Regions from separate parts of the Homo sapiens genome. Here region 1 is linked to region 2. A link is a loop called in an ENCODE intact Hi-C map of the cell type or tissue named here. Cell type or tissue: PC-3. All regions are shown on one strand. Links, peaks and the distances in the headings refer to the core of each region. The heading gives the core; the rest is flanking DNA.

Region 1 (8,697 bases), core at 502-8,501, 360 kb after region 2:
CAACATTTTTAGTGAGAAAACCATGTAGATGATGTCTTCAACTTATTACTGTATCATAGAAGAAAGCTCATAATGTCAGATGTCCTGACTTTTGGTGATGCTACATTTGATCATTTAGTTAAGATGGTGAATGTCAGGTCTCACCACTGGTAAAGGTCCATTTTTTTCCTTGTAATTTCTAGTTAACATGCGGGGTGATGCTTTGAAACCATAAGGATATACTGTTCCCCAGCACCTTTCACCTGACAGTTTCAGCATCCTTTATGCTCCTTGCTTGAAGATATTATTGCACTGGAGGTTGAAAAATGATAATTTTCTCATTCTGTCTACATTGATTAGTTGGCATTTTTCTGTAAAGAAGAGTTCCTCTCCTCCCCCATCCCTTCTCTCTCTCCCTTTTTCTCTTTCTCTTTCTCTCTCCCCTAGTCTATTACCAACCATAGACTCATGAATACAGTATTGTTCTGTTTGACACTCAAAAATTGATCTAAATTTGGCCTGTGGGAGCCCATGCAAGCTGGCAGCCATGTGCCTTATTCCTCTCTGCATGTCTAGTAGCTCTGCTACTCTGGGCAAGTGACTTCATCTCTTTCTCAGTCTCTTCTCTGGAAGTTAGATAATGTAACGATTGACCTTGATAGGTTTTTTGTAAGATGAAATGAGTGAGCACATGTGAAACATTTGGAACTGTGCCTGCCACGCGCTAAAGCCAATGTAAGTGCTTGTTATTACATATTCTTATCATCTTTATCATGATGATCATCACAACCACCACCATCACCACCTCCCAGCCCAGGCTTTGGCATGGCTAGAGCTCCACAGGCAGCCGAGGGAGGAAGGGATGGAGGAAGAGAGAAAGGGTAGAGTAAAAATCTTTAAGAGGAGAGATGATATGTCAGCAACCCCTGGAAGCCCCTTCCTTCCCACCCTTCCTCCCAACCCTTCCTCACTCCCCTGCTCATGACCACTTGTTTGCTAATATCCAGCCTCCAGAGTAGGTGTGAAGCCCACCCTATCCCCTCACCCATGGAGACATATTTGGTGAACTGAACTAACACAGGGCTGTTAGATAAACCCGAGTTCTGGCTGACAAGATGTGTGCTCTTTCCCATCTGCTGCCTTCTAAACAATGCTGGTCTTATTATTTCAAACGACACGCAGTTCTCTCTGTAAATCTGCTTGTCATGCCAATTCAGATTTTATGTAAGTGCATTTCTCATTTCATTTTCCTCTGCATACAAGTCACTGATGCAAGGCAGCTAAACCCCAGGTCTGCCACACTCCCTGAAGGATGACCTTGGCCTAGTCTTCACTTCCTTGACCCCAGAAGGCACCTTGGTTCTCATTACAGAGACCATGAGGAGTCTCTGAAAGTTCGGGGGTAGGGGTGGTAAATTATGAAACAAGAACAACAGGAAGTTGGTGCTTGTTGAAGCTGGCAATGAGTGTATGAGAGTTGGTTGTATTATTCTCCCTAATTGCATATGTTTGAAATTTTCCGTAATAAGAAGTTGAGAAGGAAAACCTCTAAGAGCTGGGCATCTGGGCTGAGTTTTGCAGGGTGAATAAGAGTTTCTGGTCAAATAAGGAGCAGAGGAACAATCCAGACAGAAAGGGATGTCACAAGAGTAGAGCCCAGAGCTGGGCAGTCTAGTGGAAGATTATTCTATTTCACCCTAAAATCGTGAAGTGTGATTCAGTTCTGGTACTAACCACCCATAGTGCAGACCCCAGAAGCTAAGGGCTCAGTCCTCCACAAGACTGTCTTTACCTCAGACACCAGCTCAAGTGGGGTCCCACATCACCTGCCCTTCTGACCAACTGGCTACAAATGTGAAGGCTCCTAGTATTCCCTTCAGATTTGATAATTCACTAAAATAGCTCACAGAACTCAGGAAAGCACTATACTTATTACTACAATTTTATTATAAAGGATACAAATCAGGACCAGCCAAACAACAAGGTGAGACCCAGGAAGGTCTTGAATATAGAGCTTTCGTGCCCTCTCCCTGTCCATCTGCCCACTCATCCATCTATCTGCCCACCTATCCATCCATCCATCCATCCATTCACTCATCTGTTCACCCATCCATCCATCCATCCATCCATGCATCTATTCACCAATCCATCCATCCATCCATCCACCTATCCATCCATCCATCCACCTATCCATCCATCTATCCACCTATCCATCCACCTATCCATCCATCCCTCCATCCATCCATGCATCTATTCACCAATCCATCCATCCATCCATCCACCTATCCATCCATCCATCCACCTATCCATACCTCCATCCATCCCTCCATCCGTCCCTCCATCCATCCCTCCATCCATCCATCCATCCATCCATCCGTGCCTTCTCCCTGTAGAATCAGGGCCTGTCACTCTCTGGCCCATCAGTGTATTCACCAACAAGGAAGCTCCACTGAGCTTCAGTGTCTACAGTTTTTATTGGGGTTTCATTACATAGACATGATTGATAACTCAATCTCCAGCCTCCCTCACCTTACTGGAAGTAAGGCTGGCTCCAAGCTCCAATCTAACCACCTGATTGGTCTTCCTGGTGACCAGCCTCCAGCCCAAGTCATCTCATCTCAGCATAAACTCATGTGTGATCCAAGGGGATCCTGCGTAACAAAGATACTCCTATCACTAAAGAAATCCAAGAGTTGGCCAGGCACGGTGGCTCATGCCTATAATCCCAGCACTTTGGTAGGCTGAGGCAGGTCCATCACGAGGTCAGGATATTGAGACCATCCTGGCCAACATGGTGAAACCCTGTCTCTACTAAAAAATACAAAAAAATTAGCCAGGCATGGTGGTATGTGCCTGTAGTCCCAGCTACTCAGGAGGCTGAGGCAGGGGAATCACTTGAACCTGGGAGGCAGAGGTTGCAGTGAGCTGAGATTGCACCACTGCACTCCAGTCTGCCGACAGGCAAGACTCTGTCTCAAAAAAGAAAGAAAGAAAGAAAGAAAGAAAGAAAGAAAGAAAGAAAGAAAGAAAGAAAGAAAGAAAGAAAGAAAGAAAGAAAGAAAGAAGGAAGGAAGGAAGGAAGGAAGGAAGGAAGGAAGGAAGGAAGGAAGGAAGGAAGGAAAGAAGGAAGGAAGGAAGGAAGGAATCCAAGAGTTTTACAAGCTCTGTACCAGGCACCTAGGGCTAAGTCCAGACAAATGTTGTTTTACACAACAAAGGTACAAGGCAACAGAGAACACTAGGCAACAGGCACATGCTGAGTTTCCCATCTACACCTCTGCTTCTCTGGGTGCTCTGATTTGTGCTATCACCTGATTCTCAAGACATCACTGTAGAGTATATGTGCAGGGGAGGGAGAGAGGAAGGGAGGAGAGAGAGAGAAATGGAGAAAGAGAAGTGGAGAAAGTGACAGAAAGTAGAAGAGAGGGGAGAATGAAAGGAATGAAGATAAGGGAGATGGCAGAGAGAGGGAAAGTGGGGGAGATAGAGTGGAAGAGAATGAAAAGAGAGCAGGAGGAAAGAGACGGAGGAGGGAGAGAAGAGAAAGATTTTAACTGCACTTTACAAGAAACTGAGCTCCAGAGAGGATGAATGTCCAATTCAAAATCATATGAAAGAAGCAGCAAGACTCAAATCCAGGTGAATCATATTCCAACATGTGCTTATTCTGGTCTGGAGAAGAGGGCAAAGTAAGGATTTTATATGAAAATAATGAAGTTTCTGAGACTTTATTCTGATGGGTAATAAGAATCCGCAGAGGCTTGTAAACAGGGGAACGCAGTAACAGCTGTGCCTGCAGCTCCATAGGACATGGACAGGAGGGAGGCAGAGAGAGGTGGCATGCCAGAAAAGAAGAGCCAGGTCTAAAGGGGCAGAGATGAGGCCCCACCTAGAGGATTCATAGGGAAAGGCAATGGGAGACAGAGCAGGGACAAGGGATGCGCTGCTGGCTGACCCGTTTCCATTTAGAAGCATGAGCCCTGGCCGGGCATGGTGGTTCACACCTGTAATTCCAGCACTTTGAGAGGCTGAGGCAGCTGGATCACCTGAGGTCAGGGGTTCAAGACCAGCCTGGCCAACATGGTGAAACCCTGTCTCCACTAAAAATACAAAAGAATTAGCCAGGTGTGGTGGTGTGTGCCACCTGTAATCCCAGCTACTCAGGAGTCTGAGGCAGGAGAATCCCTTGAGCCCAGGAGGCAGAGGTTGCAGTGAGCCAAGATCATGCCAATGCACTCTAGCCTATGCGACAGAGTGACATTCTGTCTTAAAACAAAACAAAACAAAACAACCACAATAAAAAACAAAGAAGCATGAGGCCTTCCCCAGCCATGTAAACACAAGTTGGCTTATTATGTTATACAATATCCAGCCTCTGCTTTCTGCACATGTGTATGTCAGACAATTCTGCTTTTATGCAAATTGCTGTGTAATCCTTTCATCATCTAAGACATCACTGCTGCTGAATCCACCTGGTCCTCCTATCCCCCTGACAGTCTATACTAGTCATCCTACAGCAAAGAGGTCTATGGGCATATCCCCCCACCTTGAATTGCCAAATGAAATCTACCACGAACCAAGTGGCTTGAGGATTTTGCACACTGTCCCAGGCAGGTCAGGCAGAGCATTCAGGGGCAGCCCAGCCTGTCTCCTTTAGAGAGCCACACCTCCCTCATGCTGCTGGGTTCTGGAGAGAATGTTGGGGACAGCACACCCCACACACGCTTGCTACAGTGCAAGGCTCACATCCAGCCACAGCCACATGTGGCTCTTCATCCTCCAGCAACAGTGATGGGTCCAAGGGCAGCCAATCAGAATCATTGCTTGGAAGGAAAGCTGTCCTATTTCGGTTTGGGTTCATGCCAATCACATTCTATAAAGGTATGAAGGGCATCCTCCAGGCAAAGGCAAGAAGGGACTGGGGGTGAAAGCAGAGGGAAATAGAGAAGGAAAGTGAGAGAGATCACAATGTATATGAGGCCCTGGCTCAACCCCTGACGTTTCAAGTTATGTGAATCAATTATTCTGTTTTTCTTCAAGATAGTTATAAGCAAGTTTATTTCACTGGAGACGGTCATGCTAATCTATGGCATTGCTTTGAAATCGGTCATTTTCCATCTACTATTGTTGTTAGTAATTATCAGTAGCGGGCAGTGGCTCACACCTGTAACCCCAGCACTTTAGAAGACTGAGGCAAGAGGACTGCTTGAGGTAGCAGTTCAAGACCAACCTGGATAACATAGTGAGACCTCATCTCTACAAAAAAAAAATGTTTTAATTAGCCAGGTTTGGTGATGCATGCCTGTGGTCCCAGCTAGCCAAAAGGCTGAGATGAGAGGATGGCTTGAGCCCAGGAGTTGGGCACTGCAGTGTGCTATGATTATGCCACCATACTCCAGCCTGGATGACAGAGGAGACCCTGCCTCAGAAATAAACAACAACAACAAAAAACTATCAGCAGCATCCACTGGACTGTGCATCCAGGCAGCGAACTATTGGCTGCATTTGTCATTTTATTCCATCCTTGTTTAACCTGGAGAGATGAGCAGCAGTATTTCTTTTTTTTTTTTTTTTTTTTTTTTTTTTTTTTTTTTTTTTTTTTGAGAGAGAGAGTTTTGCTTTTGTTGCCCAGGCTGGAGTGCAGTGGTGTGAACTCGTCTCACCGCAACCTCCCCCTGCCAGGTTCAAGCGATTCTCCTGCCTTAGCCTCCCGGGTAGCTGGGACTCCAGGCACATACTACCACGCCCAGCTAATTTTCATATTTTTAGTAGGGACAGGGTTTCATCATGTTGACCAGGCTGGTCTTGAACTCCTTGCCTCAAGTGATCCACCCGCCTCAGCCTCCCAAAGTGCTGGGATTACAGGTGTCAGCCACCACACCTGGCCAGTATTTCATTTTATAGATGAGGATACTAACACTTGGACAGGTTTAGTGAATTGTTCTCAGATTCTTACCTTCTCAGCTTGTAAGTGATAAAGCCACTATGCAGATGGGAAAACTAAGGACTGGGGGAGAAAGTGATCTACTCAGTGTCACAGAGTAAGTCAAACTAGCAGCAGGATGCAAACTCAAAACCCTGAGTTCTCAGTCTAGTGCTCTGTTGGTCAGATCTGAACTATTTCAACAGACCAAAGGAGCTCTCCAAGGAACAGGATATGCCATTAGGCTGACTGCTATTCTGCCTTCCTGGATCCTCCCATTCACGTTTTAACCAATGTCAGGGGCTTAGAGGAAGGGCACATTCAGGATCCATGGACTGGACAGAAGTGTTTTTACTTTGTTTGTAGAGTGGCATAACAATTTGATTCAATACCTTACAACTGTGAGATTGCACACACAAATCTGGGCTATATCTTGGCAGCAGATTCCACTGGGCTTGGTGATGGATTGAATGTGGGAGTCTGACCCAGACTGAGAGCAGAGTGTCAACCAAACACAGTAAGTCCACCAGAGTCCCTCCCTCCCTGTCCCTGTTTCCATTCAGCAAATTGTTTCTGGCATTTCTACTACATGCCTAAGATCTGAGACAGCCAGAAACAAAGATGACACAGCCCTAGCTCCCAGATGATGCCTATGACAGGCAGATGTTTTTCTCCAATACTGCCATGTAACAAGTCCAAACTCTCAGTGGTGCAACATCATTTATTGCTTTTAAGTCTGTAGATTTACCGTTCTGGCTTTGGGGAAGTGGGGCAGGTTTGGGTGTGCTCCATGTCTCTCTCCAAGACCAGCAGCAAATACGGGCATTGTCTTCTCATAGCAAATAGCAGAATTGCAAGAGTCTGAGCAAAACTCCACAAATACAATTAAGCCAGACACAGTGGCTCATCCTGTAATTCCAGCACTTTGGGAGGCCAACGTGGGAGGATCTCTTGAGCCCAGGAGTTCAAGACCAGCCTAAGCAACATAGCAAGACACCATCTCTACAAAACAATACAAAAATTAACCAGGTGTGGTGGCTCACACCTGTAGTCCCAGCTACTTGGGAGGCTAAGGTGGGAAGATCATTTGAACCTGGGAGGTCAAGGCTGCAGTGAGCCATGACGGTGCCACTGCACTCCAGCCTGGGTGACAGAGTGAGACCCTGTTTCCAAAAAAAAAAAAAGAAAGAAACAAAACCTGCTTTTGCCACACCTACTAGCATTTTCTTGGCTAAAACAAGCTTCATGGTCATGTCCAAAGTCAATGAGAAATGAGACTGAGATAAGTACACTACCTTTCCTATAGATATTGCAAAGTCATATGGCAAGGGGGTACGGATGTATAATACTATTATATGAGAAGGGAGTAAAGATATGGTACTATTCAGTATTCATAATGGATCAGTCTTTTAAGTCATTGATTTGCCACTCTGCTGGGCCCTGGGGGAAAGGAGGTTGGAGAAGCAATAGAGTGGACTGATGTCAGTCTCTGCGTTAAGCCAGAACACACCTGCAGCTGTTAAATAGAGAATAGGAGATCGCAGTGGAAAACGCACTGGAGAGAGTGGAGCAGGTTGCATGCCCTAGCCTTTGGAAGGCGGAGAACAGCCAGGCTTGGTGGTTCTGGGACTCACGGCCAGAGGCAGGTGTCAAACGTCAAAGAGCCAGCTCCTCTTACTACCAGAGACCAAGTCAAGGCTAATGAGGAGGAGGCCCAGGAACAGGCCCTGGTGGGCAAATGCAGCTGGCTCCACCAGAGGCAGTTCTCACTAATTGTGCTTCTTTGGCAGATGACTCACCAAACAGAGGACTCAATCCCAAGCCCAGTGAGGGTCCAGCAGCCTTCAGGCCAGGGCCTTGGAGGCAGGCTGAGCACTGGGCAGCCAGCCAGACCAGATTCTGCTTGAAAGTGCCTGAAAACCTCCAGCCTGAGTCGCTTAGGTTCTGAAAACTCTGCCTCAACTCACTTCAAGCCTAGGTTTCACTGGAGAAAAGTTATGTGATGAGAGGAAGGAGGAAAGGAAAGATAGTGACTGGAAAAGAATTTTTACAAGTTCACAGAGTGGTTCTTTGAAGGGGTGGAGTCCTTGCTGGATGTGGTTCTTCTGCACTACACAGGAGACCATCCTCCTTTCTACCCACTCCTACCCATGACTCTTTAGAAAAGCCTGGCAGAGGGTCCTTCATAATAGCATCCTTGGTTCCTCGGTGAAATTCACCAAAACAGTGACCTATGTCTCCATTAGCTGCCAAGACACATCCAGGTGCCTCACTTGGGGCTCTGGTGGCAAACCTGGGGTGGAGAAATAAGCTTCCACCCATTAAATTGGCCCATGCAACCAGGAAGTCTCACCCATGCCAGGCTTCAGGACTCAAATCAGCTTGAGCATATGCTTGGGAAGAAATGCATAATCAATTTCAAGGTTGTGCCCTCATCTCCTAGATTCGAAAATCACACAGATGATCCAAGTTCATGAGAATAGCAGACATGAACAAACCTACTTCCTACACTTTACAGATGGGGATACTGAGGCTTTGGGTTCAAGCAGGTCCTCAAATATTAATTTTGCTAATAAGAAAAGCAAACAAAATGAGGATTTATTTCTGGGCCAGATGCTATGCCAAGGATCAGGGCAGCTGCCAACACTTGCCCATTTGTAAGGGACCTGGGACAGTACACATGGCTTGGTGAGCAGAGTGTAGGCCGGATTTCAGCCCCCGTTTGCCGCCCAGCCAGGTTCTCTTAGGCAGTGTGTGACAGGCACAACTGTACATGGCAGCCCTACTCAGCACTC
Region 2 (8,697 bases), core at 146-8,145:
GTCCTATTAAGATAAATCACATTTACGTTTAGGAAATTATATGTTTGAATCCTGTAATTTAATGTCACTGTGACGCCTGAGAGGAAGGAGAGAGAACTCAATTAGAGGCTAATTAGACCAGGCGACTCAGGAGGCCTCGGTTGGCTGTCTGCCTCTGCTGAAGGGAACTTAAGCAAAGCTACCCAAAATTCCTGCCCCTCTGCCTCAGTTTCCCCACCTTAAGATGGGGATAGTCCTTGTAAGGGAAGTAAAGGACCTTGAATAAGACAGAAAAGGTGCCAGGCACAGTGGCTCATGCCTGTAATCCCAGCACTTTGGGAGGCCGAGGCAGGCAGATCACCTGAGGTCAGAAGTTCCAGACCAGCCTGGCCAACATGGCAAAACCCCAATCCAGGCCGAGCGCAGTGGCTCATGCCTGTAATCCCGGCACTTTGGGAGGCCAAGGCGGGCGGATCACGAGGTCAGGAGATTGAGACCATCCTAACACGGTGAAACCCCGTCTCTACTAAAAAAAATGCAAAGAATCGGCCGGGTGTGGTGGCGGGCGCCTGTGGTCCCACCTACTCGGGAGGCTGAAGCAGGAGAATGGCGTGAACCCGGGAGGTGGAGCTTGCAGTGACCCGAGATCGTGCCACCGCACTCCAGCCTGGGCGACAGAGCGAGACTCCGTCTCAAAAAAAAAAAAAAAATCCAAAAATTAGCCGGGTATGGTGGCATGCGCAGGTCATCCCAGCTACTCGAGAGGCTGAGGTAGGAGAATTGCTTTAACCCGGGAAGCGGAGGTGGCAGTGAGGGGAGATCGCACCACTACACTACACTCCAGCCTGGGAGATAGAGCGAGACTCCATCTCAAAAAAAAAAAAAAAAAAAAAAAAAATCTGCTGGGGTCCATGGGTGGGCTTCAGAGGGTCTGTGAACCCTGCACCACAAAATGCAAAATCTATGTGGGAGTTATATTTACAGAGGAGTAGATCCCTCAGAGTTTCATCAGATGTTCAGAGGTAGGCAGAGCTAAAAACGCTACAAACTACTGCTTCTCTCAATCCTCCCCTTCAGCGGAAACTATTCTAACATCTCTCCTTCTCCAACCAACAGCCTTTGCTCCTTCCTGTTGTGGCCCCTCTTGCTAAAATGGCTGGTCATTGTCACCATCCTACTTCCTCCCTCCTCAAAATCCTGCCATCGCCACCATCCCCCTAAAACTCCCTTCCCAGGGTAACTGTTGGCCTTCTAAGATCCACCTATTTTTCTTAGCATCTTTCCAGCATCAGCCCCTGTTTGCAACTGCACTGAATCCCTGATCCCTTTGGCTTCTGTAATCCGTGATGTTGCCCTTCCAGACCACTGCCAGGCAAGCACTCCTTGCATCTCTCCTGGGCTCAGTCCTCTTCCTGCCCCACTCATATGGCATGGTGTTCCCAGGCCACCCCTCCAGCCCCTCTAGACTGAGGGTACTTGTGTTTAACACCCGCTTGGAATTCTTCTTGATGACTCAGACCCATGTAGGCAACTACCTCCTGGATTTCACAGAGATCCCTGAAATTCAACATTCAAGAACAAACTCAGTCATTTCCTACCCCATCTCATGCAGCTGAAATAACTATAAACCTAGTTGCCACCGCAGGAAACTTTCTCCTGAACTTCTCCCTCCATCCCTGATATCCTACAGGACCACACATTCTGAGGCTTGGAGATTTCCTGCTGAGTGGAGGTGACTGGAGAGAGGAAAAGTCTATCAGGGCAATCCTGAGGTCAAGGTGCCCTTGGAGAAGCAATGTTTTGGAGGGAACTCTGTATTGGAGTGGAGGTTCCGCAATGCACAAGGAACATAAAAGGGTGTGAGGGGAGGGGTTGTTTAGGTCACAGGAAGGACATGAAAGCTGTGGGTCCAAGAAGACTTGCCCTTTAAGTGGTGGTGGTGATGAGTTGGGCCAAGGGCAGACTGGGATGTGGAGAAGGATGTAGATGGGATAAAATGAAGTCCAGGGTCAAAGTGGAATGTGGGTGCAAGGTGTCTGTAGTGCTGCCACGGTGGTATTGCTCCTCCCCCAACAATTCCCAACCCCTGGTTTCCTGCCAAAGTCTAAATCTCAGTGGGTGAGCTAGTAGGGGGATGAGAAAATGACACTTGTCAAGGGATGCAATCCCATAATAGCACAGCAACCACCAGAGCTTAAAGAAGGGCCCTTTGGGACAGAGCGAAGACAGAAGGCAGTCGCAGGGGAGGAATGACAGGAACAGGATAGAGTTTCTTGATCTATAGCAGTTAATATCTGTTGAAGAAGGTCTTCCTTTATGACTGCATTGATCAAATGATGATGAGATAATGGCTACTGTGATAAAAAATCAAAGGAGAAGACTTCTTTATGTAGCACTTGCTTAGGCTCAGTGTAGCTTTAAGCTCTAATAACTTCAGAGAGATAAATGCCATAAATAAACAAAAACAGTATTTGAAATTATATTTCTTTTTTTTTTAACATTGATTTGGTTCTGTGAATTTTAAAAAACAAGTCTTTAAATTTTTTTCAGCCCCTCTGACTGAGCATAGCAAATATTGACTGAAACAAAAAGAACTCTTTTTTATTTTTTGAGGTGGATTTTCGCTCTTGTCACTCAGGCTGAAGTTCAATGGCACGAACTTGGCTCACTGCAACTTCTGCCTCCCGGGCTCAAGCTATTCTCCTGTCTCAGTCTCCCAAGTAGTTGGCATTACAGGCACGTGCCACCACACCCGGCAATTTGTGTGTGTGTGTGTGTGTGTTTTTAATAGAGATGGGGTTTCACCATGTCGGTCAGGCTGGTCTCAAACTCCTGACCTCAGGTGACCCACCCACCTCAGCCTCCCAAAGTGCTGGGATTACAGGCGTGGGCCTCTGTGCCCAGCGTGAAACAAAAATTAAAATGAAAGATTTATAAATGCACAAAACGAAAGATTTTTAGAAAAGGGTAATACTTCAACTTTCAAATGATGTGTTTTTGTTAAGTGTATAGCATGGGTGCTTCTGAAATTATTAAAAATCAAAATTACACTCAAGCTTTGGGAAGACTTTTTATTTAAAAAAAAATCATAATATTCAATCTTCATAGTAGCTCCCTAAAGGTAGGTATTACTATAACCCTCTTTTACAGACAAAAATCCAGAGTTTGAGTGAGGTTAGGAGACCTGCCAAAGTTGCTTAGGGAGGGATTCTGGAGCTGAGTTACCGCCTCTTGTGACCAAAATGTAATGTAGCCTAACGAGAGATTTGGGAATGATGCCTCCAGCTCATGGGCTGGCCAAGTAGTTGCCTTATAAAATAGTGAGGAGTCTTCCTGACAGAACACGTGTGGACAGAATGCAAACTAGAGGAAAGTAGCAAGTTGGCCTGGGGGAAGATTATCTCACAGAGGACCCCTCCAGGGTGCAGCCAGAGACAGTGGTGGGCCAGGATGGGAGGGGACTGAGCTGGGTTGTTTATCTTTGTCCATATGGGCTGCTGGTGATGTTTACATAGACTGCATGGAGCTCTTTGGGTCAGCTTTAACTGGGGGTATGCAGACTAGATGGGGAAGAACGAAGGGAGGGTACAAAGAAACCCGAAGGGAGATCTGGGCATTGCAGGAGCACAAATGGATGAGAAATGTGAGACCGGGTGAGATGCAAGCTATGCGTAGCTGCTCAAATATTAATCAACAATATATTTTAATGACATCAAACACCAGTGAGCATTTGAAGAAACATGAAGGGCTTTGGATACTTGAATAATGGCATTGTCACTTTGAGATTTTATGGTCTCATCTTTGGCAAGAGCTACAGCAAAACCCTAAGCAAATAGTCAGGGTGCTGGGCGTGAGCTTTGGAATGTGAGTCAGCAGCGGCTCAACAGGTCCCTCATAATAACAAAGCATCTGCCTCTCCCAAAGTCACCTGGTTTCTTAGGATCATAGCACATCTGCAAAGCCCACAGCTAAATGGCCTCTTCTGTCGGTACAGGGTCAGGCCTGGGCTCAGAGAGCCCCATGGAGCTCTGCTCATACATTAGCTGCTGTGTGACCTTGGGCTCAGGACAGAACCACTGGAACTCAGTTTTGAAATCTGTAAAGTGGGATGGCTCTAGGTTCATGGTAAATGTCAAGGAGGTACGAGTGATAGAGCCCACACAGGCCCAGGCACCTGGTGAGCTGGGGTAAAGCAGCTCTAGAACATTATTACCGTGCCCAGCTATTGCTCATCTTGGCCACCTGCGGCTGCGGCTCAAGAAGAACAGCGAGGCATCCAGCCACACAGTTCACCGTAGGTGGGCTGGCCTGTAGCCCAGGTCTCAGAGAGTCAGACCAGTTGTTTTTCCCTCAGCTGTAAGCAGAATTCTCCCAGAAGGACCAGCCAGCCCTGGGTTGAGCAGAGGAGACTTGGCTTATTCCTTGTACGATCTGGGAGGATTACTCCTCATCCTAGGAAGATAAAAAAGGCATGAAATGCCTTTACTAGACTATTTACTAGACTCAGGGTATAGTAAAGCTGTTAACATCGAGATGAACAGAAACAAGAGTTAGGCGGCTGCCTTCTAAAGCTGACCCAAGACAGCAAGCGTGGCCACAGGTAATTAAAAGAAAGAAATACATCGCCCTTTACACACCCACAGTGTTCAGAGGGCTTTTATCAGCAATGCTTTTGTCCTCCAAGAAGAGGCCCTAAGGAGAGGCTAAGAACTGTAAGTAAGTTCATCACACAGAGTCACTAGGCCCCTCAGTGGCCACTGTGAGATAAGCAAGCCAAGACTTGCTGTGCCTAACTCCCAGGGCCTCATCTGTGCTCTACAGAGCTACCTCTATGGCGATTATCAGGTCAGAGAGACACAAAGACCCCAGCCCAGGGCACCTGAAGGCCATTTCCAGTCTAACCTTCCTGATAGGAGAAAGTCAGTGAGCAGCACACCTGGGAGGAAAGGAATGGCAGGTCAGGGAGGCTCGTGGCTTCTGGCCTCCATTTCCACATCAGAAAGCCTGAGGTAGCAATGATCGCTGCCTAATAGGCAGGGCCGACATGGACAGTTGCTCAAGCAGTGCACTGCACCTGTCCTCCTGGAGGTGCCACATGTGCCAGGCACCCCTGGAGCTGAACAGTGTTTGACCTGTCAAACAGTGGTTCGACCAATCTCAGTAAGAATCTCATGAGATTTTGTTAAACCACTTTGGAAAAAGTCAAAAACTATGCAACGATTAGCCATCATCACAATAGTTACCAAAAAAAAAGTTTTACAATTACCCTCTCTACACTGACCATCTCTTTGTGGGGCCTTAACCTCTGTAGCACTTTCTCTACTGTCCAACTGGCAATAGCAACAAGAAAAAACACACACGATATTTAAACACAAATATTAATCACTGCCCCCCAAGACTCTTCTGTTATAATTCAGTATTTCTCAAATTTCCATGTATATGTGAATCATCTGAATTTTTTTTAATGGGATTCTGATGAAGAGAGGTAGATTTAGGAAGTAAAAGAGGGGTGCTGAGATGCTGCATTTCTGACAGGTGCCATGGGCCTTGCTATGGTGAGGCTGTTGCTGCTGCTCTGTGGACCACACTTGGAGAAGAAAGCCTGTGACTCCCGCAGCACCTAATGTTAGCATAAGGGATGTTTGTTTTTCCTTGGTTTTTTGAGGACCAGTAGAAATGAAGGGCCAACAAACTAAAGCCTGCAGCCCAAATCCAGCCTGCTGCCTCACTTAGTAAATAAAATTTTATCAGAACACAGCCACACCTACTATTTACATATTGTCTCTGGCTGTTTTGTTGCTGTCATAACGGGGTCGAGTGGTTGTGACAGAGACTGTGTTGCCTACAAAGCTGGAGATATTTACTACCTAGTCCTTTAAGAAGAGGCTAGATGACCAAGCAGTTAAGGTGAGACCAACTTGTATTGAGTGGGGGTAGGAGTCAGAGGGAGAGAGACAGGAAAGAGAAACACATTGAATCTGAAATCAAACACACTTCATCAAACACACTTCATCACATGGTGCTTTCAACCTCAACACCCTGCCAACTGACTTTCAGCTTGGCTATCAGGGAGGCTTCATTTCTGAGGAGAGTTCATTGGTTTATTTGTTTGTTTTAATTTGTATAGATTTAGAGGGTAAAACTGCAGTTTCTTACATGGATATATTGAATAGTGTGAGGTCTGGGCTTTTAGTGTAGCAATCACCCAAATAGTGTACATTGTATCTATTAAGTAATTTCTCATCCCTTATTCCCATCCCACCCTTCTGAGTCTCCAATGTGCATTATTCCACAATGTATGTTCCTGTGTACACATTGTTTAAAGTGAAAACATGTAGTATTTGATTTCCTAAGTTATTTCACTTAAGACAGTGGTCTCCAGGTCCATCTCTGTTATTGCAAAATACATGATTTTATTCTTTTATGGCTGAATAGTGTTTCATTTTGTGTGTGTGTGTGTGTGTACCACATTTTCTTTATCCAATCATCTGTTGATGGACACTTAGACTGATTTCACATCTTTGCTATTGTGAATAGTGCTGTGATAAACATGAGTGCAAGTATCTTTTTAATATAATGATTTCTTTTCCTTTGGGTAGACACCCAGTAGTGGAGTTGCTGAATCAAACGATAGTTCTATGTTTAGCTCTTTGAGAAATCTCGATACCGTTTTCCATAGAGTTTTACTAATTGTGCTAATTTACATTTCCACCAACAATGTATAAGCGTTTCCTTTTCTCTGCATCTTCACCAACATTTGTTATTCTTTGACTTCTTAATACTAGCCATTCTGACTGATTTAAGATGGTATCTCACTGTGTTTTAATTTGCTTTTCCCTGATTATTAGTGATATCGAGCATTTTTTCATATGCTTGTTGGTGACTTGTATGTCTTCTTTTGAATAAAGGTCTGTTCCTGTCTTTTGCCCACTTTTTAATGAGGTTATTTGTGTTTTGTTGTTGAGTTGTTTAAGTTCCTTGTAGATTCTGGAGAGCTTATTTTTGTTAGTCATCTTTGCAGAGAGATGGTAGATTAGACCTCCTTAGGTTTCTCTGTTGGCAGAAAAAACAGATATATTCCAGAAAGCCATGTAGAGTCCATCTTGGCCTCCAATATAGAGATGTGTCATAATTGGCAGAAGCCAGCATCTTCGCAGGTAACATGATAGGATTCAGATTATTCAGTCCAAGATGTTCTGAGAAATGCAGCTGGCCCAAGCTGAGTCCAGACATGTGGCCAAGAAGTCCCTCAGAGATCCAGTTCATTCTGACACCTGGCTACCAAGTGAAGGATCCAATGTTAAGAAGTTGGCCATCAATAACTACAAAAACCACTTGTGGTTATTTCAGTATTCCTAAAATACGTGGGTTTTTTTGTTTGTTGGTTTTTTTTTTGACCCTGTAGGCTCCCAGAGCCAGGCTATAAGTTAAAGGTCATCCACTCTGCTCCCACCATGCTCCCAACTATCAACAACAGTTGCCTCAACCATGGTTTTGACCGGGTGATTTCAGCCTCCACTTGAATACTCCTCATAATAAGGAGCTCACTACCTGTCTTAATCTGTTTGTGTGGCTATAAAAGAATACTTGAGACTGGATCATTTACGAAGAAAAGAGGTTTATTTAGCGTATAGTTCTGCAGGCTGACAAGATCGAGGGCGTGGCCATGGCTCCTGGCTTTCGTGCTGCATCACAACATGGTGGAGAGGGTCAAAAGGGAACAAACCCATGCACAAAGGGGAGAAATCTGAGGGGCATCCTTGTTGTATAACCCACTGTCGTGGGAGCTAGTCCATTCCCAGAGAACTAATCCAGTCTCATCAGCATGAACTCAATACCATGAGAACAGCACTCAGCCCTTCAGGAGGAATCCACACCCCATGATCAAAACACCTCCCACCAGGCCCCACCTTCCAACACCACCACACTAGGGATCACATTTCTACATGAGTTTTGGTGGCGACAAACAAACCATATCTGAGCCATAGCATTCCTGCACACACAAATGCTTGTGTGACTCCATTTGCAACAAAGTTCCTCTTTGAACTGAGTTCAAACCCGCTTCCATGCAGTGTCCATCCACTGGTCCAAGTGCCACGTTACAGAGTCAAAGAAAATGAGTCTAACCCTTGTCATCCCCCACAGAACTTCAAATCTCTTTTCTGGGGTGACTTTGGATAGGTTGCTGTATCTCTTGGGGCCCCTGTTTCCTCACATCTAAACTGGGGGGGTCCCAACTGGACACACAGAATGTTTGTGGGGGTCAAAGAGGTAGGGGTGGCCAAACTTTCATCCCCAGTATCTCACATAATGCTCATGCCAGCTCTGTGAAGTGGAAATTGGTTATTCTCATTTTTAAAATAAGGAAACTGAAGTTCCGAAGGGGAAGCGGCTCAGCTGGTGAGGGCAGGGGAAGGCTTCAAATCCACGCACATCTAAAGCAACCTCAGTGCTCTGTGGAACTCATCATTTGCCTCTTAGGAAAGTAGGGGACCAGTTTTGGGACAAAGGAACCCTCGGGTTATTCAGATTCAGATTCTGGACCTGGAAATTCCAAAATGAGCCCTTGAAAGCTGGAAATAAATCAGGTCAATCCCAAACTCCCTTTGTTTAGAAAAATGAAATGTTTTTATCAACTTCTTCAACAGGAAATCTGATTTCCATCCTTGTTGCCACTTTATCATTTCCTCCCAGCTGTTATCGAGATCACAGCTTCAA

Evidence for each region. A loop is a pair of places that touch in the nucleus more often than their neighbours do. Peaks named below come from ENCODE experiments on the same cell type or tissue, not always from the same donor. Only the 100,000 strongest peaks of a DNase experiment are listed, where the experiment ranks them.
Region 1: a loop joins it to region 2, with 5 times the contacts of the local background. A loop is called at or near these places in 2 of 110 quality-filtered maps.

The regions. Positions count from the first base shown.
Region 1 is chr16:66,022,559-66,031,255 of GRCh38, forward strand. No RefSeq gene overlaps it. Among named protein-coding and RNA genes, the nearest start is that of CDH5, 340 kb to the right of the region's middle. RefSeq lists an enhancer at 7,568-8,067. In PC-3, for the core only: a CTCF peak has its summit at 3,865; a DNase peak (open chromatin) is centred at 6,493.
Region 2 is chr16:65,662,494-65,671,190 of GRCh38, forward strand. No RefSeq gene overlaps it. Among named protein-coding and RNA genes, the nearest start is that of LINC00922, 91 kb to the left of the region's middle. In PC-3, for the core only: a CTCF peak has its summit at 4,743; a DNase peak (open chromatin) is centred at 3,828; H3K27ac peaks cover 1,562 bases.